Linked DNA regions of Mus musculus: all the other regions are linked to region 1. The links are chromatin loops, found by intact Hi-C in ENCODE. Cell type or tissue: gastrocnemius. All regions are shown on one strand. Region 1 overlaps Ak5 (adenylate kinase 5). Region 2 holds the start of Pigk (phosphatidylinositol glycan anchor biosynthesis, class K). Region 3 overlaps Pigk (phosphatidylinositol glycan anchor biosynthesis, class K).

The links. Hi-C counts contacts between places; a loop is a spot of excess contacts. Peaks named below come from ENCODE experiments on the same cell type or tissue, not always from the same donor. Only the 100,000 strongest peaks of a DNase experiment are listed, where the experiment ranks them.
Region 2: it touches region 1 in a loop (2.0-fold over the local background); 11 of 42 quality-filtered maps call a loop at or near these places.
Region 3: it touches region 1 in a loop (3-fold over the local background); 32 of 42 quality-filtered maps call a loop at or near these places.

The regions. Positions count from the first base shown.
Region 1 is chr3:152,474,183-152,482,182 of GRCm38, reverse strand. It overlaps Ak5 (adenylate kinase 5), which reads left to right. Exons shown (of 14, transcript NM_001081277.2): 11 at 482-645; 12 at 3,726-3,842. Among named protein-coding and RNA genes, the nearest start is that of 3110067G11Rik, 11 kb to the left of the region's middle. In gastrocnemius, CTCF peaks have their summits at 4,276 (motif pointing right) and 7,392 (motif pointing left); DNase peaks (open chromatin) are centred at 3,854, 4,292, 7,111, 7,382 and 1 more place; H3K4me3 peaks cover 1,800 bases; H3K27ac peaks cover 1,724 bases.
Region 2 is chr3:152,706,653-152,714,652 of GRCm38, reverse strand. It overlaps Pigk (phosphatidylinositol glycan anchor biosynthesis, class K), which reads right to left and starts at 553. Exons shown (of 11, transcript NM_025662.5): 1 at 426-553. The coding sequence starts at 518. It overlaps Gm32085 (a long non-coding RNA gene), which reads right to left. Exons shown (of 6, transcript XR_867773.2): 5 at 6,356-6,803; 6 at 4,745-5,218. In gastrocnemius, a CTCF peak has its summit at 4,514; DNase peaks (open chromatin) are centred at 188 and 557; H3K4me3 peaks cover 993 bases; H3K27ac peaks cover 1,004 bases.
Region 3 is chr3:152,746,184-152,754,183 of GRCm38, reverse strand. It overlaps Pigk (phosphatidylinositol glycan anchor biosynthesis, class K), which reads right to left. Exons shown (of 11, transcript NM_025662.5): 9 at 6,411-6,583. It overlaps Gm40181 (a long non-coding RNA gene), which reads left to right. Exons shown (of 2, transcript XR_867777.2): 2 at 1-1,734. Among named protein-coding and RNA genes, the nearest start is that of Gm40181, 5.9 kb to the left of the region's middle. In gastrocnemius, a CTCF peak has its summit at 4,391 (motif pointing right); DNase peaks (open chromatin) are centred at 14 and 718; H3K27ac peaks cover 259 bases.

The sequences.
Region 1 (8,000 bases):
GTTTCTTTGACACTTTACAAGGCTACTTTCATTTTATTTTATTTTATTTTTATCGGTTTTTAAAAGAGAAAAGGTGGGGGAGGGAAATGGGATGAACAGCTGAAACCCCACTGCTCTCAGCTTCCGCACTTGGCTGCATCGCACTTGGCTACACGGTTTGGGGGGTGGGGTGTGGGGATGGGACAGCTCTGGCCACCTGGGAGCTGGAGAGCAGTGTGGCCTCAGGTAGATTATCACAGCATAGGCTTGGGAGCCTCACTCAGTATTGCAGGGGTAAGAGGGGACAGTGAGTGGTGCAGGGGTGAGGGGGGTCAGTGAGTGAGTCTCTACAGCGCACATGATCAACACATATGAAACATTATCATGAAACCCATTATTTTATACAATGAATATACACCAGAAAAAAATAATAATAATTGTTGCATCCCCCAAAAGGAGACAGTGGACCTGAGATGCATGTCTGATGTGTCTCCTTCCCAAGGTGGCCCTGGCTCTGGCAAAGGCACCCAGTGTGAGAAGCTGGCAGAAAAATATGGCTTCACCCATCTCTCTACTGGTGAGCTCCTGCGCCAGGAACTGACCTCAGAGTCAGAAAGAAGCAAACTGATCCGTGACATCATGGAGCGTGGAGATCTGGTGCCCTCGGTAAGCAGACACCCATCCTGTCTCCCCTGGCAGCCAAGCCACTGGCTACGGTGGCAGGCTGGATCATGGAGACAAAGAAACCCCCAGGATCCAGAGAGAGGTTTGATTTCTCTCCTGGGTTACAGTCCTGAGGCAGGGTGGCCTATGTCAACAACCATCTAACTTCCAAGCTGTTCCTTGGCCAGCCCTTTAGGTGTCAGCCCGGTTCATGTGTTTCCAAAAGGAGCCTCACTTTAGAGAAAGATCTTCAAAGCTTTAGAGTATGGAAAGCTAAAATCCGAAGCCTCCAGGAAACAGACGCCTCGTTGGAGTGGGCATGTGTGATGCTTTGTGCTGACTGTCCACCTGACAGGCTCCAGACTCACTTAGGAGACAGTCCCCTGTGGGAGATTATCTTGACTGGGTTTATTGGTGTGAGAGGACCCAACTTGACTGTGGACGGGACCCTCCTCTGAGTAGGGATTCTTGTTCTAGTCACTCTTCCGTTGCTATGACAAACACCAGAGTCAACAGCAGTTTACAGGTGGGTTCTAGATTGCAGTCCATTACTGAGGAAGCCACGGCAGGAGCTCAAGGCAAGAACTGAAACAGAAGCCAAAGCTGAAGAGGCAGGTCCTCTTCTCAGGTGCTTCTAGGTTTAGGTCAAGTTGGCAAAAAGCAACCAGCACAGTCATGGGCGGCGTATAAGATGGAGAGAGCAAGCTAAGTAGCAGCAAGTATTCACATCTCTCTGCTGATTATGGGTGCATTATTGCTGGAGCGTGCGTGCGTGCGTGCGTGCGTGCGTGTTTCAGGACCAAAGGAGGATGTTAGGTGCCTTCCTCTATTGCTTCCACCTGAGTTTTTGAGATAGGTTCTCTCACTGAACTGCAGCTTCCCCCCCCCCCTTTTTTTTTTTTTTTTGCCCAAGCTGGGTGGTTAGGATGCTCTTGGGACCCACCCACCTGTCTCTGCTTCCCAGTGCTGGGTGTGGCCGCAGACACTTGCTGCTGTGCCCGGCTTTGTAATGTGGATACTGGGAATTTGAATTCAGGTTCTTCTGTTCTCATAGCAAGTGCTCGTAGCCACTGAGCCTTGTCTCCATCCCCCAAAATAAAGATTTTTATCAAGTAGTGCCCATCCGGCACTCACCTTGCTGCCTCCTATGGCTTCTTCCTCGGGTCAGGCTATTGCCGCCTTGGGCTCTCCATGATGGCTTTTTTTTCCCATTTATTTTTTGTTTTATGGGGTTTTTTTATTAGGTATTTATTTCATTTACATTTCCAATGCTATCCCAAAAGTCCCCCACCCGATCCCCCACCCACTCCCCCACCCACCCACTCCCACTTCTTGGCCCTGGCGTTCCCCTATACTGAGGCATATAAAGTTTGCAAGACCAAGGGGCCTCTCTTTCCACTGATGGCCAACTAGGCCATCTACTGATACATATGCAGCTAGAGACATGAGCTCTGGGGTACTGGTTAGTTCATATTGTTGTTCCACCTATAGGGTTGCAGATCCCTTTAACTCCTTGGGTATTTTCTCTAGCTCCTCCATTGGGGGCCCTGTGATCCATCCAATAGCTGACTGTGAGCATCTACTTCTGTGTTTGCTAGGCCCCAGCATAGCCTCACAAGAGACAGCTATATCTGGGTCCTTTCGATAAAATCTTGCTAGTGTATGCAATGGTGTCAGCGTTTGGATGCTGATTATGGGGTGGATCCCTGGATATGGCAGTCTCTACATGGTCCATCCTTTTGTCTCAGCTCCAAACTGTGTCTCTGTGACTCCTTCCATGGGTGTTTTGTTCCCAATTCTAAGAAGGGGCAAAGTGTCCACACTTTGGTCTTCGTTCTTCTTGAGTTTCATGTGTTTAGCAAATTGTATCTTATATCTTGGGTATTCTAAGTTTCTGGGCTAATATCCACTTATCAGTGAGTACATACTGTGTGAGTTCTTTTGTGATTGGGTTACCTCACTCAGGATGATGCCCTCCAGGTCCATCCATTTGCTGGCTCTTTAGCCTGAGTCCTCTCCATCGCCCATTTCTAGTTGACCTTTCTGCCTCCTACAGAGCTCTGCCTAGTCACAACTTAACGGAGCCCCCTCCCCTCTAGAAAACAGCAACCCCCCCCCTACTCTGGCCCTTTGTCCTGCTCTGCCGTGCCTGCTATCCTTAGCTAGAGTATATTCGTTTATCATTGTCTGCCTTCCTCATTAGACTGTGAATTAGATGGAGAGTTAATTCACAATTCTTTAAGGAAGGGTTCTGGCCATGCCTGCGACTTCTGCGTTCCCCAGGCTCCTGCCAAACACTAGAGAAGGAGGTCTCCTCCCACCCCGCCCACAGGCCCCACCCCTAGGGAAGGAGGTCTCCTCCCACCCCGCCCACAGGCCCCTCCCCTAGAGAAGGAGGTCTCCTCCCACCCCGCCCACAGGCCCCTCCCCTAGAGAAGGAGGTCTCCTCCCACCCCGCCCACAGGCCCCTCCCCTAGAGAAGGAGGTCTCCTCCCACCCCGCCCACAGGCCCCTCCCCTAGGGAAGGAGGTCTCTTTTCCTCACACTCCTCCCAAGGCCCCTCCCCACACTGCACTGTTCTTTCCTTACCTTGCACACTTGTTTAATCAATCTTTTTAAAGGCAAAATCGTGTTGGTAGAAAATAGTTCTCTGGTCTAAAAGTTTTCTCAAGTTAGCACATGTCAAGTTTTGCATAATGTTTACTGGGAGAACGCCGCCAGCAGCGTTTCATTTGCTCCTAACCTGCCACGATGCCTGGTCCATCAGCTGCTACTGTGTGGAACAAGACACGTGGAACATGTCTCATGGGGTGTAAGATGCTGAAGTCTTTCTAGTGAGATAACAGCAGAAAGGACAGACCAGAAAGGAAAACCCTCCCGGTGGAACCCAGTACTGACTGAAAGACCTGAAAGACTGAAAGACTCACTGCAGACATGGGGGGGCGGGGGGAGGCAGGTTAGTCCAAGAGATCTGCTATTAATCTTGCCACATCCTCCCCTCCCAGAAGAATGTCTGAGGAGTCACATTTATTGTGATTTGGGGGTGCCGCTAGGCCCCATACTGACCACTCTCTCTGCTGTAGGGTGTCGTTCTGGAGCTGCTGAAGGAGGCCATGGTGGCCAGCCTGGGCAACACCAAGGGCTTCCTGATTGACGGCTACCCCCGGGAAGTGAAGCAAGGGGAAGAGTTTGGACGAAGGGTGAGCTGATGTTAGCAGTGCCCAATCGGGGCACAAGGACAGCACTCAGCTTAGGGGGTACACGCAAAGCCGCCTCTTACCCAGTAACACTGTCCAGATCTTGGCGTTACCAAAAGCGGAAACGTAAACTCTTTTTTTTTCCGAAGACGAAATACAAAACTAGGGCAGGAATGACCGGTCTAGCGAGGAAGCAGCAGCAGTCGGGCTCGGCCGGGTGTGGGGAGCGGAGCCGCCGGTGCCTCTTTGGTTCTCTCCACCTCTGCCTGTTCCTCTCTGTGTTGCTCATTTCTCTTCCTGCTCCAGGCTTCTCTCCTCTCATTTCAATGACCTCGCAGAAAACTAAGTCTGCCTTGGGGTGGCAGAGTGCCCCACAAAAGACCCACTGCTGCTTCCTTCACTTTAACAAGGACTCTGCTAATAGACCCAGCCTACAGGAGCCAGTAGGGGGCAGGCGGCACACCACCAGAGCCACACAGCCTGAGAGAGAAGGGCAGTGGCCCCTGGGCAGGGAATAGAGTTACATAGGCACAGAAGAGGGGAGAGATGCTGCGAGGACAGGATCCAGAATGCTTGCCACCCTCCATAACACTGTGCCATCCCCGACTTTGTGCCCTCCTTAGTGGCTCAGGGCTACCAGCTGTCACAAGAACCAGTAACTACCCACTACTGCAGCTGCCAGACGGTGACCTGCTTGGGCCAGGCCCTATGGTACATACTGTATACCTTGCCTGCAACTCTCCAAGTCTAGGCAAGTGACCATATTTGTTACACTAAGACTGACACCAAACCTCCAAGAAAGTCAGGTGTGCGTGGCTACTGTTTTATTCTGCAGTATTTTCATCTGAATTCTTTGAGTTGATGTTTTTAAAAAGTGGAGTGACCTTTTCAGTGAATAGAGTAAGAGGAATGCCATTCCTGGGGTTTGGAGGGCCAAGCAAGTGCACGGTTGCACCTCTCTGTGCAGGATACCTAATATAGGCGCTTGCAGAAGTTTGCTGTACCCTCGCCCCAACCACACAGCTTTTGGGGTCACCCAGTTCCATCACCTTCTAGCAAGGCCACAGGGATGAAGGCGATAAAACCTTGGGTTTCATCTACCCTTGAGTTTGCTTCATCAAGCTCCCCTCAGGAGTTCCTCCGTTGCCTAGCCCCCACTTTAACTAGAGCCAAGGGGTCTAGAGAGATGGCTCAGTGGTTAAGAACAATAGCTGCTTTCAAAGAGGACCTGAATTTGGTTCCCAGAACCCACAGGGTGCCTCACAACTTCCAGGAACTCTAGATACCAGGTACCCAACTCCCCCTCTGGACTCTGTGGGCACCAGGCACACGTACATGGTGCTCATCATATAAGCAAACAGGCACACACATACACATGCTACATAAAATTAAAAATATATATATTTCTTAATTAGTCAAAAAAAAAAAAAAAAACGCTTCATGATCCAGTCAGCAAAGATGGACGTGCAAGAAGGTAGATGGGGGGGAGGGGGGAAGCCTTGTGACAGATCTGTGTATAAGTGCAAACAATAGCAGAAACAAGCAGACATGCAAGCAGATGACTGTAACTGGCTTCTGAGTGATGCATACCCCTGCAGAGGATGTCACAGCCACCTTTGCTGAGGACAGAGGAACAGCAGTGCAGGCCACGCCCCAGCTTAGATGTTCGGGGTATAGAGGTCTTTTTTAGAATGTTCACTGAGAGATGTAGAGTTTTCTGAGTCTCCCATGCAGTCAAGAACACAATGGATTGTAAATACAGGTGTCTCTTATTCCAGCCCCTCGCTAAGGAAAAGCAATAATAAAACCATAATCCGAGTTCTTCATTATGAAGTTCTCCATAATTCAAACTTCATTTTGTAGCTTTTATTTTTTTTTATTTATTTTTTATTTTTTTTATTATGTATTTTCTTCAATTACATTTCCAATGCTATCCCAAAAGTCCCCGTTTTGTAGCTTTTAAAGCTAGATCTGATGGCAGATCCCAGCATGGATGCCCATGGAGTTACAAACCATGTTAAGCCATGGGAGGCACTCCTGGGGATCCAACCAACAGCCCACTGGCCACACACATCCCAGGACTGCTACAGACATTACGTCACAGTGTCAAAAGGTTTGGTGCCCCTGTCTGTCTGTCTTTCCATGCTGGTGAGCTTACAGTCTGCTGCAGAGGAGCATGCACAAGGCGCTTCCCTCACCTTCCACACAACTCTCCAACATTCCTGACCCATCATGCCTTTCTCCTCTGCCCAGAACCTGGGCAGTGTGGCTCAGTGGTTACTATCAGAATTCCCTGAGTCAGGGTTCAGATGTGGTCTGAGGCCCCATCGGTCCTCACTAGCTGGAAGTGTCTAACTGGTGGCTGGATAGTTTCAGCTCCCCATGTCACTACTGACCCAGTGGCCTTCAAGTGAGATGTCTGTATGTTTGCAAAGTCAGTCTTTTATAAACTGCTAGCAGTGTAACTTCAGGGGATCCCAATGCCAACTGAGCAGGCAAGCAGGAACCACACATGAAGCTTCCAAAGTGGTTGCTTGCCTCAAATTTAAATTGAACAAAGACCGTGCCCACAGAGGAAGACTCTTGACATAAGTGCCATGAAAAAGCTATTTCCTCAAATATTACCGGGCTGGAGGGGGGGAGGGGAGTCCAGGTATGGTGGCCCACACCTCTAATCCCAGCACTCAGGAGGCATGGGCAGGAGGATCTCTGAGACTGAGGCCAGCCTGATCTACAGCATTAGTTCCAGAACAGCCAGGGCTACACAGAGAAACCTTGACTTGGGGCAGGGGGAGGTTTAGGAGGCTGGAGAGATGGCTCAAGGGTTAAGAGGGCTCACTCTCCTTCCAGAGGCCACAGTTCAGTTACTAGCACTTACACCAGACAGCGCACAACCCCTTGTAACTACAGCTCCAGGATATCTGACACCCCCTTCTGGCCTCTGAGAGCATCCAGAGCACATGTGGCATACACAAAAACAAAAATGAAATCTTCTTAAATTTAGGGATTAAATGTTACTATATGATCAAAACACAGTATAAATTTCTCAAAAAAATTCACTTTTTAAGAAAAACCATATTAAGTGATTCAGGTCACTCCCCGATTAATTGCTGTGTGCCAGCTGTGTTCACGGATGCAGGAGAGCAAGGTCAAGCCTTGTGGTCTGCGCTCGAGGAACCGACGTGTCAGGGAGGCCTCTCAGACAGTCAGGCTGTGAAGTATGCTCACACATGATGAAAGATGCAGACATTGGCTCAGTGTCAGACCCCGTTCCTAGCAAGCCCCAAATTGAGTGCTGGCAATCACTCTCAAGCTTTGGGTGTTGACGCAACCTCTGCCTGCTCTTATGTTGGTCCAACTGGTCTTTCAGGGATGGCTCCAGCTTAGATACAAATAACCTCTGTCTATGAGTAAAGGAACCCTTGAGCTTTCTCTTTTTTTGTCCCCATGTGTGGCCTGGAAATGGCTCATGCCGACCAGGCAGACACGTTTTGAGAGAGCTAATAGAACCACCAGTGTCTCTCAAGCTCGCCCTCTGCTGGTGAAGGAGAATTGCTTTCTCCTCCACCCCCACCTAGCTTTCCTGTTCAAGGGTGAGTTACATTCCAGAGGCCAGACTTTAGGGAAGGTCCCCCACTCTGTTCCTTATGCCCTGCGCATCCCTCGGGGAGCATGGGTCAGTGTGTAATCAGCACTTTCTAGAGAAGCATAGCTCTGTGTGGCACGGGCCCAGCATCCTGCTCAACCCCTCGGGCTCTTTCCTCAGAGGGCTGACTGACAAGCTTCTTCTGCCCATGCCCTGAAGATGGCAGGCTGGTGGGGTGGGAGGTGGGGTGGGGGTATGGGGTTGCTTTCTGTTGACCAGGGATGGGGACATGCAGTTAGTACTCCCCAGTGATACCAGGGGCAAAGGGATGTTTCAGTACATTCACCGGGAGCTGGAGAGCTTGAACTCACAGGTGCTCACCATCATCCATTTGTTGGGACATTTCTTAATCTCCTTCTATATGCATGACTTGGGACCAGAAGCAGAGCCCATGAGGCCTGCATACTGAGGTGGGAGTCTCTACTGCGTGCCAAGCAGATCGCCTACACTGCCCTCTTACCCCACCCGGTGACCTCCTCAGGGTCATCATGGAATCTGAGGTGCAGAGATGTTAG
Region 2 (8,000 bases), 230 kb before region 1:
GCTGACGCCCGGGCAAGCAGGTCTAAAAAATAATGCTAGAAATCCAAGTCGCGTCGCTGGGGAAATCGCTGGTAACAGCATCGTAAAGAAACCAGACGTCCTGCAGCCTCAGGGAGGAGGAGGTCAGGGCGGAGGAGCAAAACACCAAAGCCATGACAGTCCCCACGCGTGCCCTGCCTGTCACAGGAGCAGAGGACCGGGTCCTCCTCCCTCGTCACCGCTGGCTTCGCACTCTTAACAGGGCGTTCTAAAAGGCTGTGTCCGGTCCCTGTCCTCAGGACGGACGGTCCTGAATCCCACAACACAGCCCGGGGAGGGAAGACGCTGCAGGCGGCTGCCCTCAGGGGCCGTGCGTCCTGCACCTGAGGCGCTCACAGTCACACGGTCCTCCCTGGGGTCGGTCCTCAACAGACACCGATGCCTACCTCGATGTGTCCAGCGGCAGAGCTGCCGAGAGACAAGAGCGCCAAGGCGGCCAGGGTAGCCACCCGCAGAGTGAGGAAGCAGGGGGCCGCCATGTTTGCCGGCTTCTCACGCCCCGAAGAGCAAAGGGGCGGGGCGAGTGCCGTAAAGCAGCGCTGCCGCTGCCGTGCACGGGGGGGTGTGGTTTGGTTTGTTCTTCCCATGGTAGTGGCCTTGAGTTGTTTTAGTTTTTGTTTTGTTTTGTTGCTTCATTTTGTTGTTTTGTTTTGTTTGCCACCGCATACACCTTCCTCCATTCAGGTTCTGGAGTGGCCGGGGCAACCTAATTGGAGAATTACTTACTCAGCTATGTTTCTAGGTTTGTTTTGTAAAATAGACACAATATTTAAGGAGGAAATTTTAAAAAGATAATTTGGGGATCCACAATATTTGATGTTTCCCTTTGGTGTGGTGCTATCAGTTAGTTGGCTATGTGGTCCAAGATTTCTAAATCTTAAAGGACGACAAAATGGAAATATGATCACTGGGGTTTAATGACTGCCAACCTACAGGGGAAAAAAAATGGGTTCAGTGAAGGATGTTGCTTCAAGAGATCAAGTCAGAAAGAGGTGGCACCCAACACCTGCTTCTGGCTTCCATAAGTGGGCCTGTAAACACACACACACACACACACACACACGTACACACACGTACACACACGTACACACAGACACCATACAGAAGGGAAAAAATATACAGTATTTCTGGTCATTCTGTTTTCTAATTTTGAAAAAAATTTTTGTTGTAACACTATTACTCATCCATTTTAATTATTCTTTGAATATTTCTTTTAATTTTTTTTGAGACAAGGTCTCATTATGAAGCCCTGCCTGACCTAAAGCTACCTTGAACTCACAGAGAGACCTGCCTACCACTGTCTCCCACGTGCTGACATTAAAAGCACGTGCTACCATGGCCAGTTTTGCTTGAAAGTGTTTTGTGTCCTTTTTGTTTCACACACACACACACACAAAACAACTTTAGTTTTTGGATTTTATGTAACGTGTATGGATATTTTTCCTACATATATGCCTAAGCACAATGTGTGTGCATTGCCTGCAGAGGTCAGAAGTGGACATCAGATCCTCTGGAACCAGAGATGGTTGTTAAATCACCACGTGGGTTCTGAAAACTAAACCCAGGACCTTTGCAAGAGCAGCCAGTACTCTTAACCACTGAGCTATCTCTTCACTCCCCACAAAAGCCCTTTTTTTTTAATTGGATATTTTATTTACATTTTTAATGTTATCCTCTTTCCATGTTTCCCCTCTGGAAACCCTCTATCCCATCACCCCTCCCACTGCTTCTACTACAACAGACTGACCTACACTGACAGCATTTCCCTACACTGAGTCATCTAGCCTTCACAGGACCAAGGGCCTCGTCTCCCACTGATGCCCAACAAAATTATCCTCTGCTGCATATGCAGCTGGAGCCATGGGTCGCTCCATGTGCACTCTTTGATTGGTGGTTTAGTCCCTGGGAGCTTTGGGGGGTCTGGTTGGTTGATATTGTTGTTCTTCCTACAGGTTGCAAACCCCTTCAGCTCCTTCAGTCCTTTCTCTAACTCCTCCATTGGGGTCCCCATGATGAGTCCAATGGTTGGCTGCAAACACCCACCTCTGTATTTGTCAGGCTCTGGCAGTGCCTCTCAGGAGACAGTTATATCAGGCTCCTGTCAACAAGCACTTCTTGGCATCCACAGTAGTGTCTGGGTTTGGTGACTGTATATGAGATGGATCCACAGTAACCCTCCAAAATCTCTGAGGAGAAACCTGCTCAGCAGGTTCTTCTTGAAATTCATGTAAATGAAGCATTCCCAGGCTTACCCCCCCACCAATAACATTTACCCACCTTGTAAGTCCCCACACACTCCCCAAGATCTATACAGCCCCGTATAAAGTTGAACTGTCTCACTGAAGTTGATCCCAGAAGTCAATGCATTGGTATTCTTAGCTTTCTGAACCCTGGTCCCCCACTTCTGCTCCCTTTTTCCACGAGGGCCAGTGGCGAACAGCCTCCAAGGAGAAGAGAAAGTCACAGTGAAGCTGAGGACAAACAGAAAAGCTGTCAGGACAAACACAGCAACCTGTGTGCACACTCCAGAGCAGAAAGAAGTTTAGATTAACAGAGGAATGGTGAGGGTTACATTGGACTTGCAGTTCAGAGAACACAATACAGGCTGTTATGAAGGAGGCTATCTTGGTAAGTAGATGTCCCCTGTCCTTGGGGCTTTGAGGGTTCAGGGATGAGTTTTGATGTGTATCCTACGGGCCTGAAAAGCTTCAGAGTGGGGTGATCATACCAGTCCCATTCAGGAGAATGTGCTGAATAGAGAGCATTTGGAAAACTGCTACGACAGTCAACCGTGGCTTAGAGCAGTGTTAAGAGTTTAGGAAAAACGTATGGATACTTCATTCCTCCTTAGAACAGGGAACAAAATACCCATGAAGGGAGTTACAGAGACAAAGTTTGGAGCTAAGACAAAAGGATGGACCATCCAGAGACTACCCCACCCGGGGATCCATCCCATAATCAGCCACCAAACCCAGACACTATTGCATATGCCAGAAAGATTTTGCTGAAGGGACCCTGATATAGCTGTCTCATATGAGGCTATGCCAGTGCCTGGCAAATACAGAAGTGGATGCTCACAGTCATCTATAGGATGGAACACAGGTGCCCCAATGGAGAAGCTAGAGAGAGCACCCAAGGAGCTGAAGGGGTCTGCAACCCTATAGGTGAAACAACAATATGAACTAACCAGTACCCCCCGCCCCCAGCTCTGTCTCTAGCTGCATATGTAACAGAAGATGGACTAGTCAGCCATCATTGGGAAGAGAGGCCCCTTGGTATTACAAACTTTATATGCCCCAGTACAGGGGAATGCCAGGGCCAAGAAGTGGGAGTAGGTGGGTAGGGGAGCAGGGCAGGGGAGGGTATAGGGAACTTTCGGGATAACATTTGAAATGTAAATAAAGAAAATATCTGATAAAAAAAAAAAAAAGAAAAAAAAAGAGTTTAGGAAAAATGACAAAAAGCAAGAGGGGCTTTGAAGTAAGTAGCAACCAAAAGAACATAGTGATGACTTATATCTTGGAAGAAGAGACAGATCACTTCTAGAAAAGCACACCTGAGTACATTCATTTGTATGTATGCAATTGTATGTGTGTGTGTGCAAGAAGTACATGTGCACATGTATGCATTTGTGTATGGAGACCAGAGGACAACCTCGGTGTCATTCCTCAGGAGCCTCCTTGTTTTGTGAGACAGGGTCTCTCATTGGCTTGAAGCTCAATGATTTAGGGAGGCTGACTGGTGAGCCCCAGCAGCCTGTAACCCACACATTGAGACTGCAAGCATGCCACCACACTTGGCTTTTTTATGTAGGTTCCGGGGACTAAGCTTGGATCAAGAGAAGACCAGCTATTCAAAAGACCTTTTGGATATCTACTCTATCCCAATGAATACATCATACTACCATTCTTTCAAGCACAGAGACCACATGAAGTAGAGTGGGTAAAGTCTGGGGTAAATGTTTACCTGAAGCAACTTGGAAGACAAATGCACATACATCTATTAAAAATACTTTTGTGACTACCACATAAATGTTAGAAAATAATGTGTGTGGAAAAGATGAGTTTAATCTGGGCCAATCACAATCTCTGAGATTCCTCCAATGTGCTTTGCACCCTATAGTTTAATTGCCACAGGAAAATTTATTTGCTATGACAACCAAAGTCCAAAGTATTTGGCTAAATCATGTCATATCTAACAGCTAACATATTTCTTTGAGCAGGGTTAAATTTACTAAAGGGAAATTGTATGAATAGAATAAGATGCGAACAGAAAAGGATAATTAAAGCAGACCTGGGTTCCAGTGCATCTGCACCAGTTTCAGTCTAATTTTGATACTGTGTCACCTTCAGCTCCATTTGGCTTGACTTGAAATGCCTTTCTTCCATCTGTTCAGTGAACTGATAACAACAATGTTTTGTTGTTCTGCCACAGTCCACTTCCACCTATGACCTGCTAATTAGCTGCAGACTGGCCTCTAGTGCCAAAGGAGAGCAACTGCCCTTCAGTGTCTCCTGTTTGAAAACCTTGTGCTGCTATTAAAATGCCATCATGACCTGGACATAAAGTCATGTCAAACTCTTTAGCAATCGGAAGGTTGTTAAAATCCTCTCATGTCAACCCAGAAGCCTCTAGTTATCTTCACACGAAGCTGACTGACGGGAGATTCAGTTCTTCTTGAACTGAGAGATCCCTACAAATGCAATGTGTTTTTCTTAATTGTTTTTTTATTTCACTGTACATTTTTTTATTTATTAAATGTCCTTTGCAAGTCTCAGAAATCTTGGGAACATTTAATAGTTACTTTGATTACAGCATGTCCTGTAAACTGTAAGGCATCCTGAATGACTCTTCTGGGGAGGGGGTTTCAAATGAGAAATGTCCCCGCAAAGCTCAGATATTTGAACACTTGATCTCCAGTTGGTGGTGGTGTCTGGGGAGGTTCAGCATTGCTGGAGGAAGCACGTCCCTTGGTGGGGAGAGCTTTGACAGCTTATGACCTTGCCCGACATGTAGTTTCTCTCTGAGTTTGTGTGTGGTTCTAGATGACTACAGCCATGCCTTTCTGATGTTACAGACTTTCCCCGGGAAACTTAAGCCATCTTCTTTCTATAAGTCGCCTTGGTAATAGTGTTTTTATAACAGCAGTGCAAAGTGACTATCCAGCCATAGGAGGATCCTGGGGAGAAGAGACAGAGGAATGAGTATTCTTTGTAGAAATTTACCGTAAGGACGTCATAGCAAGCAGGACAATGGCTCCATGCAGATATGGACGGATCCTGTAAACCCGAGAACATGTTGCTTCACATGAAAGATTTTAAGATGTGATTAAACTTAGCATTTTGAGAAAGGGGAATTCTACTGAATTATTGAGAGAATTCAGATCATAGGGCATCCTTAAAGATGAGGCAATGGGCTACGGAAGAGATGCAAAGACAGAAGCAGTGGCCAGAGTGAAGGCCAAGAGCCAAGGGTTGGGAGAGAGTCCTGGAAGAAGGACGTGGATTCTCCCAAAGCCTCCAGAAGTAGGGCAGCCACCCTATCGAATTCAGACTTTTAACCGCAGAGCTATAAGCCAGGACATTTGCTTCAGACCACCGGGCCATCGCACCCTGGCTACTTGGTGATTTTTTTTTCATGGCATGGTTAATGGGTGTTAATAGGCCTAGCTATCTTCTGTTTTTGTTTTGTTTTTGTTTTCCTAGAGATGATAGCCAGTAACTGTAAGAATCATAAATGTGACTAAAGAGGTGACTTGGTGGGTAAAAGTGTTTGTCAAGCAAACCTGATGATGCCACTCCATAGAACTCACAGTGAAAGGAGAGAACTGAGTCATGAAAGCTGTCATCAAACTTGCGCGTGCACATCATGTCAGGTGTGCACCAGAACACACATACACACACACACACACACACACACACTCATGCCAGTTCTATCACCACCACCACCATCATCGTCAACAATAATAATATTAACAAATGTAAATTTAAAAAAACAAACCATTGCTGCACATTTAATATGGAGGTGGTTTCTCTTCTATCCTCACCGAAGGTGCAGTCCCAGTGAGGTTGCACACTCTCACACCTGTCACATCCTACAGGTATTTCTGTTATAATGCCTATGATAGTAAGACTGAAGGCCTCGACGCCAAGGGCATCAAACATCTTCTTCACCTTGAATTCTCAATGCCCACAAAAATGCCGCATGCAAGCATGTGTTGGATAACTCAGTGATGAATGTGTTTCAAAGAGATCAAAGACTGATCTCCTGAGAATGATACCAGGGGAGTGCAAGGGAAGGCACTTAGAGCCCTTACTCTGTAGCATCCTTCCGGCAACAGCTGCTTTGTACATGAAATTTGAGGAAAATTCCATTACTGATCCATTTGTGCAGATTTCAAAACAGTTCTCGTCCTTTGTTCTTCTTGTGGTCCTTAATTTTGAACCTATAAAAACAGAACCTCGGCCTGTGTAGATGCTCTTATTCTCCTGAAGGTCACTCTCCTGAAGGTCACTGGCAAGACTATTTCATAAGCTTTTTGGTGGATGGATTATCAAAGGTCACAAATTTGTTCCCTAATGTACGCCCCAGGCAAGGAGGCTATTTAACCATCATTTTACTTTACAGCTTTTCTGTCTGAATTTATTATCTTAACTCTCTCCATCTCCTTCAGTTGCTGTACTACAATTCAAGAGAAAATGTCTCATCATCAAACTGGATCTTCCCGAATCAAGAGGCGAGTAGAAACGTCTGGCGTTGTGCAGCTGTGGGTTTCAGGAACAAAGGGAGAGAGCGAGATGTCAGCTATTTCTCTTTTAAAAGTTCAAAATGCCATTTTCTGATGAAAATGACATATTCGCTCTGTAGAGGTTCTACTTCCTGCCCTTGCCCTGCAGTTGTGTCCGTCCTCCAGCTCTGAGCTGGGTTAGCCTGCCCTAGCTCGTGGTCATGTCACCTCATTGCATCCTTTACTCATTCTGCCATTGCATAATTAATTAATAACTTGTGCAATTGTCTGAGTAACAGCTGCCTTCTCTGCTAAACACAGAAGTTCCATGAGGGCAGCGAGTCTATCTATCTCTCCCTGTGTTCCTGGTTCTCAAACATTCTTTGCCCAGAAGGGATGACTAATGAATAGCCTGGGTGAATGAGAATAGAAGGCCTACATTCCCTGTGTGCAAACAGAAAAGAACACACTAACAAAGTTCATTTCTAATGTTAGAGACATTACTCTATGCACAATTTTCTGGTTTTCTCTCTTAATAGTGTCTACAGTGTTTCAATGATTTTATTTTTAAATGTCTTTTATTATTTATTGCATTTATTTATGTGGATGGGTGCCATGGCCTACAAGTGGAGGTCAGAGGACAACTCTCGGGAGTTGGCTCTCAATTCCCACCGTGTACACAGAACTGAACACAGAACCTGAACACAGGCTGCCAAGCAATTCAACCACAGAAACAGCTCACCAGTCCTTCCTTTTAGTTAAGGTCACTGGTTGTCTCAGTCATTGTTCTATTTCTATGAAAAGACATCATGATCAATGTAACTCTTGGGAAAGAAAGCACCTAATTGGGGCTGGCTTATGCTTTCAGAGGTTTAGTTCATTATCATAATGACAGGGAGCATGGCAGCACATGGTGCTGGAGCAGTAGCTGAGAGCTACATCCTGATCTTCAGAGAGAGAGAGAGAGAGAGAGAGAGAGAGAGAGAGAGAGAGAGAGGTAGAGTGGCCATGGACTTTTGAAGCCTCAAAGCCCACCGCAGTGACATACTTTCTCCAACAAAGTATTTCCTAATCCATATAATCCTTTCAAGTTTTTAAATAATGCCACGTCCTGGTAACTAAGCATTCCAATACTATGAGCCTATGGGGCTCATGTGTAATCAAACTACCACACTATTTGGACACAATACTAGCAGGCACAAAAATGGGTTTAAACCCCAACACTGACAAAACT
Region 3 (8,000 bases), 270 kb before region 1:
CCAGGCTTAACTGACTGGAAGGAAGCAGTGCCATAATTAACAGACACTCGGTGTGTGAGGGAACAGAGCTAAGGTCCGAGAGGAACCTCAGCCATCTGTGATGAAATCAGACGTTCAACCTCTGAGCAGCCACGACAGATGGCCAGCCATATGTAAGCAGTCACACCATCTTTTGATTGAATATGATTTCAAATTCTAAATTTTGACATTTATTGTTTTAAGAAAAACAAGTTTGCTGTGATATATTTTGCAATGTTAACAAACATTAAGTGGAGTCTGTCTCTCTGCGTGAGTGGTACTGGCCACTTCACTTAAGCATGCTGAGTAAATAAGTCATAGGCTGCACTGCTCACACATGGCTGTCTCGGAGGTCCCAAAGCAATCCCTCATGTGTTTGGGCTCTCCGGAGGTGGCAAAAAAAAACTACTAAAGCACTTACAAGATAATCAGTGCATTCTGAAACTATAGTAAGAATTTTATGTTGACAAATTATAAGATGGATAGCTTCCTTATTAGTTGTGCGCCTTTATAAACCGAATAATCACCTAATTTCTCAAGTTCTATTTTAATAGAATCTGAGATGAATAGCATGGCAAACTGTAGCAAACTGTCATAAGATAATAACCAGATGGTCAAGTAAGATGCCGAGGGTAACAGGACTATGGTTGTCACACCCACTCCAGTGGAGTCTGCATGACAAGTCCAAAAGCTTGGCCATAGTCCTGAGGCAAAAAGTTTCATGGAAACTGGTCTCCTGGAGTTCTTGACATCTAGGAACACAGATGTGGCCCAGATTTGTCCTTGTGATAGTTGGTGGAGGGTTTTGCGTGGGTTTTTGGGGGTTTTTTTGTTTGTTTGTTTTTTGGGTTTTTTTTTTTTTGGTATTGTTTTATTATATAGGTGTCCCCAAGAAATAATGTAACAAATAGCCATGTTAGATTGAACATTGTTTTGGGGGTTTTTTTGTTTTTGTTATTTTTTTGTTTTTTGTTTTTTGTTTTTTTTTTTTTTTTGCCTCCACTGGTGTCCCAACATCTTAGTTAATCGTTAAGCCAATCCTGGGCTTGGAATTTAATAAGAATGTTGCTTATTTAGATGAAATGTCTCTAGTGTTGAAAGAGAGATAGTGAAAGAAATCTCAGGGCAAGTAAACTTAGAATTCTCATTACAGTCAGGTATGGCAGACTACATTACATAATAGAAGAAAGTTGGTGGGCTCCTCTGATAAATGGAGGTTCCCTACAGATAGTTAGAATTATAGCTAAGTCACTCCCATATGTAAGAATTTACAATGGTCTAGAAAGAAGGTGGGCTGTGGTTTAAGGAGGAACTAGAGTATTGTATTATTTATAAAAAGGGTAGTAAAAACAGAACCCCCCTGGTACATGCTTTTACTAGGCCCAGAGGAATAACATAATTAGGTGCTTACTAAGGGACCCCTGGTGGTGAGTTATACAATAGACTAGAACTGGCTAGGGTGTGAAGCCCTCGAACCTGGCTCCTAAAAGTAGCTAACTTTAGATAGGGCTGATTATCTCCCTTGTAAACACTGCCTGGTTCCTGCCAGTTTTTATGTATGTATTTCCTCTGTTTTGTGTAAAGAGTCATTATACATCAGAGGACCTCAATGTATCTTGTCTGGTGTATTGCCTAACTTCTATGTTTTCTTCTATAATAACTATATAAGTCTGATGCTCACTTTGAGAAATTACACTCAGATTCAGCACTCTCTTATGTTCTTGCCTGTTTGTCACTTGCTGACTCCTTGCCCACCTGAGTACCAGAACCCCGATTCTCCCCCAAGTTGAGGGACCCCAACTGGGTCTGCCTGCAGCATATGGTGATGCAAATACATTAACCACTCTGAATTACAACAGTATGCAAAAGCTGGGGACTGCAACACATCACTCACCCTGTGCCTCAGGCTTCCCAGGATTCCCCACTTACAACAAGCAGTACTCAGGGGAATAGTGGAACCGTAGATTTCACAATATTCATGATGAATTTTAGCCAGTGCTCAGATGTCTCCATGAAATACATGCCCTAGCTCCTGATCTAATTCCTAGTAAACACACACTCGCTGGAATGCTTGTGGTGACTTACATGCACTGCCGTCCTTCCATCAGCAGTGAAATCAAGCTGTCAGTACCCAGTCAAAAGAGACATCTGCTGGAGTTTCTGATGGGGCTCTGTTCAGCACTGCATTGGCAAAGTCAATATGATCCCCCAGAAAGGGATTAGAAAAATACTGTAAACCAACACGCCAAAGGTAACTAATCAAATAACTGCCGGGTTATGTTCACAGATTATACAAACCAATGTCACTAGCCATAGTCCCCAAACTAACAGAGTCAAGCCAATCTCAATCAAAATCCCAGTGGGCTTTCTTTAGAAAACTAACAAGCTGACTTGGGCAAAATGAACTCCCAACCTCACACCATACTCAACCACGGCCCAGCAGCATACTCCAAAATTAACTGAAAGTAGAGCAGCCATTCAACCATAAAACCTGAAACCATAAACATCTAGAAGCCTCTGAGACTTCAGGTGAAGCAAAGAATGACTTCCAGAGGACACTAAACACGGAGCAAGTTGACCAACCAGCAGTGAGCCTCTAAAATGGAAGGGGAACCAAAGGCTGAAGAAAATAATTTGGGATTCACGTATCTGAAGAACTTGTATCCAGAACATACAGTGACCTGCCATCATTTAATGAGAAAACAAATCAATGTTTTGAAAATGAGCAAAAGCCTTCAAAAGCTCCTTTACGAGTATGAATGGCCAGTGAGTAAGACTACAGGCAGCATCTTTAGTTACTGAACTGCACACGAAAGCTGCCATGAGCTCTTACTCCCAGAATGCCTAGGGACACTCTGAGTGAGCAAGTGGGGATGAGGAGCGAGCATCTGGTACTACAAAGGGACGGCCACTCGGGGAAACAGCTCACAAGGCTCTGAGCCTGCACTTCCACACTCAGATATTTACTCACATAAAAGAAATGTTAACGTTTGTGTGCAAATACTCATTGCATTTTATTTTAAATGATTCCCAAAATCTGCGATGGGGGGAAATGGCCTCCGTTAGTGAAGGGACAATTTGTAGGCTAAGCAGCCAAAGTCTACTTCTGAGGCATAAGGTGCTGCTGAGACATCAACACCAATGCACACGTACTACACAAGAGACAGAGGTCACATTCACAGAGCGCTACAGCCCATGCTCCACGTACATGCTGGTCTACAGAAGGCAAACCCTGGACCCAGGAAACAGTCAGGGCATCTGAGCACACAAAGTCCTTAGCATGACAGATTGAAATGGTTGCTCAGTTGTATATATTTGTCAGAGTACTGAAATGCACATTAAAAGGCATTCTATTAAAGAAATTATCCTTTATTTAAAAATATTTTTATTCTTTGAAGGTTTCATACAATGTATCTTTTGTTGTTTTGTTTTGTTTGTTTTTGTTTTTTCAAGACAGGGCTTCTGTGTAGAGCTCTGGCTGTCCTGGAACCCACTCTGTACACCAATGTGGCCTTAAACTCAGAAATCTGCCTGTCTCTGCCTCCTGAATGTTGGGATTGATGGAACGTGCCACCACTGCTCAACTTTAATGTATCTTTTTAATGAAAAACTATAGCTAGGGTCAACATACATGAATTTCACTAATAAAATAATAGCACAAGAGGTATAAAACATAATTAATTGTCGGGAGGAATTAACCGAGTCAAGGAGCCGTCTGTCCTCTTCTGTTCCCTGTGGCTCCATGAGGTCACCTCAGCATGCCTAAGTCCCAGGACACACATGAGAACTCTGCTTCCTAGAGCTGCTTCAGTTAGAGTTACATACTAATGATTTCATTCTATGTGACTAAGATACTAAGTGCTAAGTCACTGCACAAAAATATAAAACAGCCAATCCAAACCAATATACTGCATTGTGTCCATTGTGTGAGAATGTATTTTAAAAGATGTAACTAGTATTTTTAGTAACACTGTATTAATACTGCTGGTCTAAGATCTGAAACAATAACACTGAATCCACAACTACCGTCACAAAATGTGTTTTTGTGATTTCTGCTTCTTGGTAGATAAACTTTCCTCTACATAAACTGTGATTCATATCTGCATGTGAACAGCAGCTGCACACATGAGATAATGCCTGTAAAAGTGCCTAGAGCAAGACAGAAATGAAATTCTCATGATAACTGAATGAAGGAGACAGCAATGCTTCTGAGAGCGATCTCAGCATATTGCACAGAATATCTAACTCTTGGGTGCAGTCTTCCTACATGAACCTTTAAACAGTTAGTGGAACACCAGTGCACAAAATTATAATAATATCACCAGGTAAATGACAAGATCCTAAATAAAATTTATTTGCAAGCACTAGAGGGCGCTCTAAGACAACAGACCTTAGTATGCAGCTGTAAAACTTAATTTTATTCTCAAATATAAACTGAGACAATTGTCAGCACTAAGAATTTTGCTTTCAAACAAATACATAAAGAAAACTGAAGCATCAGAGCCCCATTCTTCCAGAGTGTATAGCAGCACTTACTCCAAGGTCACTACAGCCTCCTCAGCCTCCTCATGATACACACAGCTCAGTCTCCTCTGAGATAAGAGCTAAAATCTAACAACGCCCTTGTCTCTAATAAACAGTAAATCCATGTTCAGGTGGCTAAAGGGGAGCAAACGGCCTTTAAGGCTTAAAGTCAAGGGAACTTATAAAGCGAGTCTGATAGGAGATTAAGGCTAAACGTCCTGAATCCTAGTCCAGGTTACTAACGTCCTACAGCACAGGCTGGCAACTTTTACAAGGGTAATGTTGAAGCTGCTGGGTCGGCCTCCTTTTCCTTTTCTATTTTTTACTGCTTTTTTTTTAGATATTTTCTTTATTTACATTTCAAATGCTATCCCGAAAGTTCCCTGTTACCCTCCCCCTGCCCTGCTCCCCTACCCACCCACTCCCACTTCCTGGCCCTGGCATTCCCCTGTACTGAGGCACATAGTTTATAAGACCTAGGGGCCTCTCTTCCCAGTGATGGCCGACTAGGTCATCTTTTGATACATATGCAGCTAGAGTCAAGAGCTCTGGGGTACTGGTTTGTTCATATTGTTGTGCCACCTATAGGGTTGCAGACCCCTTCAGCTCCTTGGGTACTTTCTCTAACTCCTTCATTGGGGGTCTCGTGTTCCATCCAATAGATGACTGTGAGCATCCACTTCTGTATTTGCCAGGCACTGGCATAGCCTCACAAGAGACAGCTATATCAGGGTCCTTTCAGCAAAATCTTGCTGGCATATGCAATAGTGTCTGCATTTGGTGGCTCATTATGGGATGGATACCCGGGTGGGGCAGTCTCTGGATGGCTTTTTACTGTTTTATATATTCACTTTACATCCTGCTCATTGAACCCCTCTTAGTCACCCCCTCCCACAATCCTCCCCACCTCCTTCCCTTCTCCTCTGAGTGGGTGGGGCCTCCCTGGGTCACATCAAGTCTCTGTGAGGCGAGGCGCATCATCTCCCACTGAGGCCAGACAAGGCAGCCCAGCTAGAGAACATATCCCACACACGGGCAACAGCTTAAGATATGAAGCTATTGTTTTAAAAATGAAATGAAATTCAAATTTCTATTGCTCTTATCTGCTGCCTTCATAGTTTTATAGGCCGACAGCCATAGGAAATTGGAAAAGAAGAGAAAAGAAAGGAAAGGAAAAGGAAAGAACAAATAAAATAAGGCTTTGAATTGTAAAACAAGAAATGTGATCCTGCCACCGAAGCCTTCACAGGGAAATCCTTCCTGGCATTTTAATTTACTTCTCTTAATTCAGTACTGCAACTATATATCCATCCCATCATGCACGCTGCCACGGGTGATCCAGAAAGGTGTTCTGGAGTTTGAGCAGCCCAGGTTTCAGGCAGTGCTAGAGATACATGCTAGAAATGCACTGCTATAGCTCCCACAGAAGTACCTGGTAACTGAACCACTATTTAATCTCAATGAGGCTTTTTTTTTCCTTTCAAAAGTAATTACAAAAAAAAAAAAAAAGCATTATAAATGTTTCAAACCCCCATCTTCCGCCAATTTCCCTCAGTCTCTCTCACAAATGCACAAGCATACCACTGCCCTACACAGTGACCTCGCCTCTCCTGCCAGCTCTAACCAATTACCAAGTCCCAACAGCAAAACAGGGTTGAATGGCAGACTGTTGTGGAGAGCTCAAGACTCCTTAGTACATCAAAATCCAATCGTGACCGCAGTCCCAGCCACATTTACAGCTTCTGTCCATGAACTGAAAAGCCTGTGGCGTGTGAAGACGGTGGAGAAACACAACTACTTACCAACACCATCCTCAGCCCTTAGAACCTGCTCTAAAAATTCTATCCAAATAATAACTACGATGATACCTGCTGTCCACGACTTGTGAATCCCACTGCAAACTGATCTTCTCTGTTGTGATTTCCACCTTGCGCACACTTCCGAAGAAATCGGTGATCAGGACATTTTTTGGATCTCGCTGGAAAAGGTCAGTGCGATGTCCAGGGGTCGACACACAGAGACTTTTGGGACACACTTGAAACTGAAAATAGCAACAACAACAACAGTATAATAGTGACAAGCACACATACACGCAGCTCTTAAATCCAGTAAAACAATGCACTAGACTAGAGGAATTTTAAAGTCTGCTAACCTAAAGATAAGGTACTGGCTCTAAAGACTAGCATTTCGGTTCTACTGTGGTACCTGACATTCTAAGGAAGCCACAGACATGAGAAGTATGATATGAGGAACCTGGCCAGACTCGTCTAAGGTTTGACTCTAACTTGACAGTCAGGTAAACTGCGCCACAGTAGTCCAATATGTAAAAAAGCCCCGTGGGACTCCAGGAAGGTCAATGTGACCCACAGCACACCTCTTGCTGTTTCAATGAAACTATGTGCCTCACTATATGCCAACTGACTCAGTTTAACCACTTTAACCATGGTGAAAATGAACCAAAGTCACAGATGTCACAGTAAAGTCTGTGTTACTTTTCCTGTGACATTGGACACTAGTGAATTCCAAGGACAGAATATTCTCACTCACTGTGAAAAGCAGGAGTGTTTACTTAAAGTTCACACGGTCCCTGCCTAAAGAGGACCTGAGGTGCAGACTTTGTAAAACAGGGAACAACTGTCACCAATGGCACAGTGCACCTGTGACGACCAGCTCTTCTAACTTTGCTCCTATAGAGCCCAACACAGTCCTGTGACTACAATCCCTTGGGCAAACTTTACTCTGCTTCTCTAGCCAATAGAAGGCAAGTATGATTACGACTTAGAAGCATATCAAATCGCTTTACCTATAAATAATTACTGATCAGTCTTTTCGTTTCTTTTTGGAGGGAAGGGTTGTTCTTTAAACAGGATCTCTCTACATGGCCCTCCGTAGACCAAGCTGATCTCAAATTCACAGAGATTCACCTGCCTCCATCTCATTAGTCTTGGGATTAAGGGTGTATGCCACCATGCCTGGCACTTATAGATTATTCTTATTGAAAGACAGTAAAATAATCATCACTGAATTTTCAAATGTAAGCAAGAAACCAAGATATTGATTAGGTATGTGAGTGGATGGCTGGATGGCTGGATAAATAGATTAGATGATAGATAGATTATATGTATATAATATATACTGTAATCAATTACTTACTTCTCATGCAATTTCAATGGGAAAAGTATTTTTAAATTCATTAGACATCAAGGAGCAATACATATTTTACACTTTTGAGGTGGCATGCCATGCATTCCAAACACTGAGAATCAACTTGTAAAATAAAGCTCTGTAACCCCAGTGGTGCATTTTATTTAGGCTCAGGGTAAATGTGTGTCACATTCCTATGTGAGATGAACGGCCACAGGGCTGCTGTGCTTAGGAGAACACCCTTAGCATCCCTCTCCAGTTCTGTGACCCACAGCAGAAGGTCTCGGGGGAAGCATGGTTTCATAAGGGAGAAA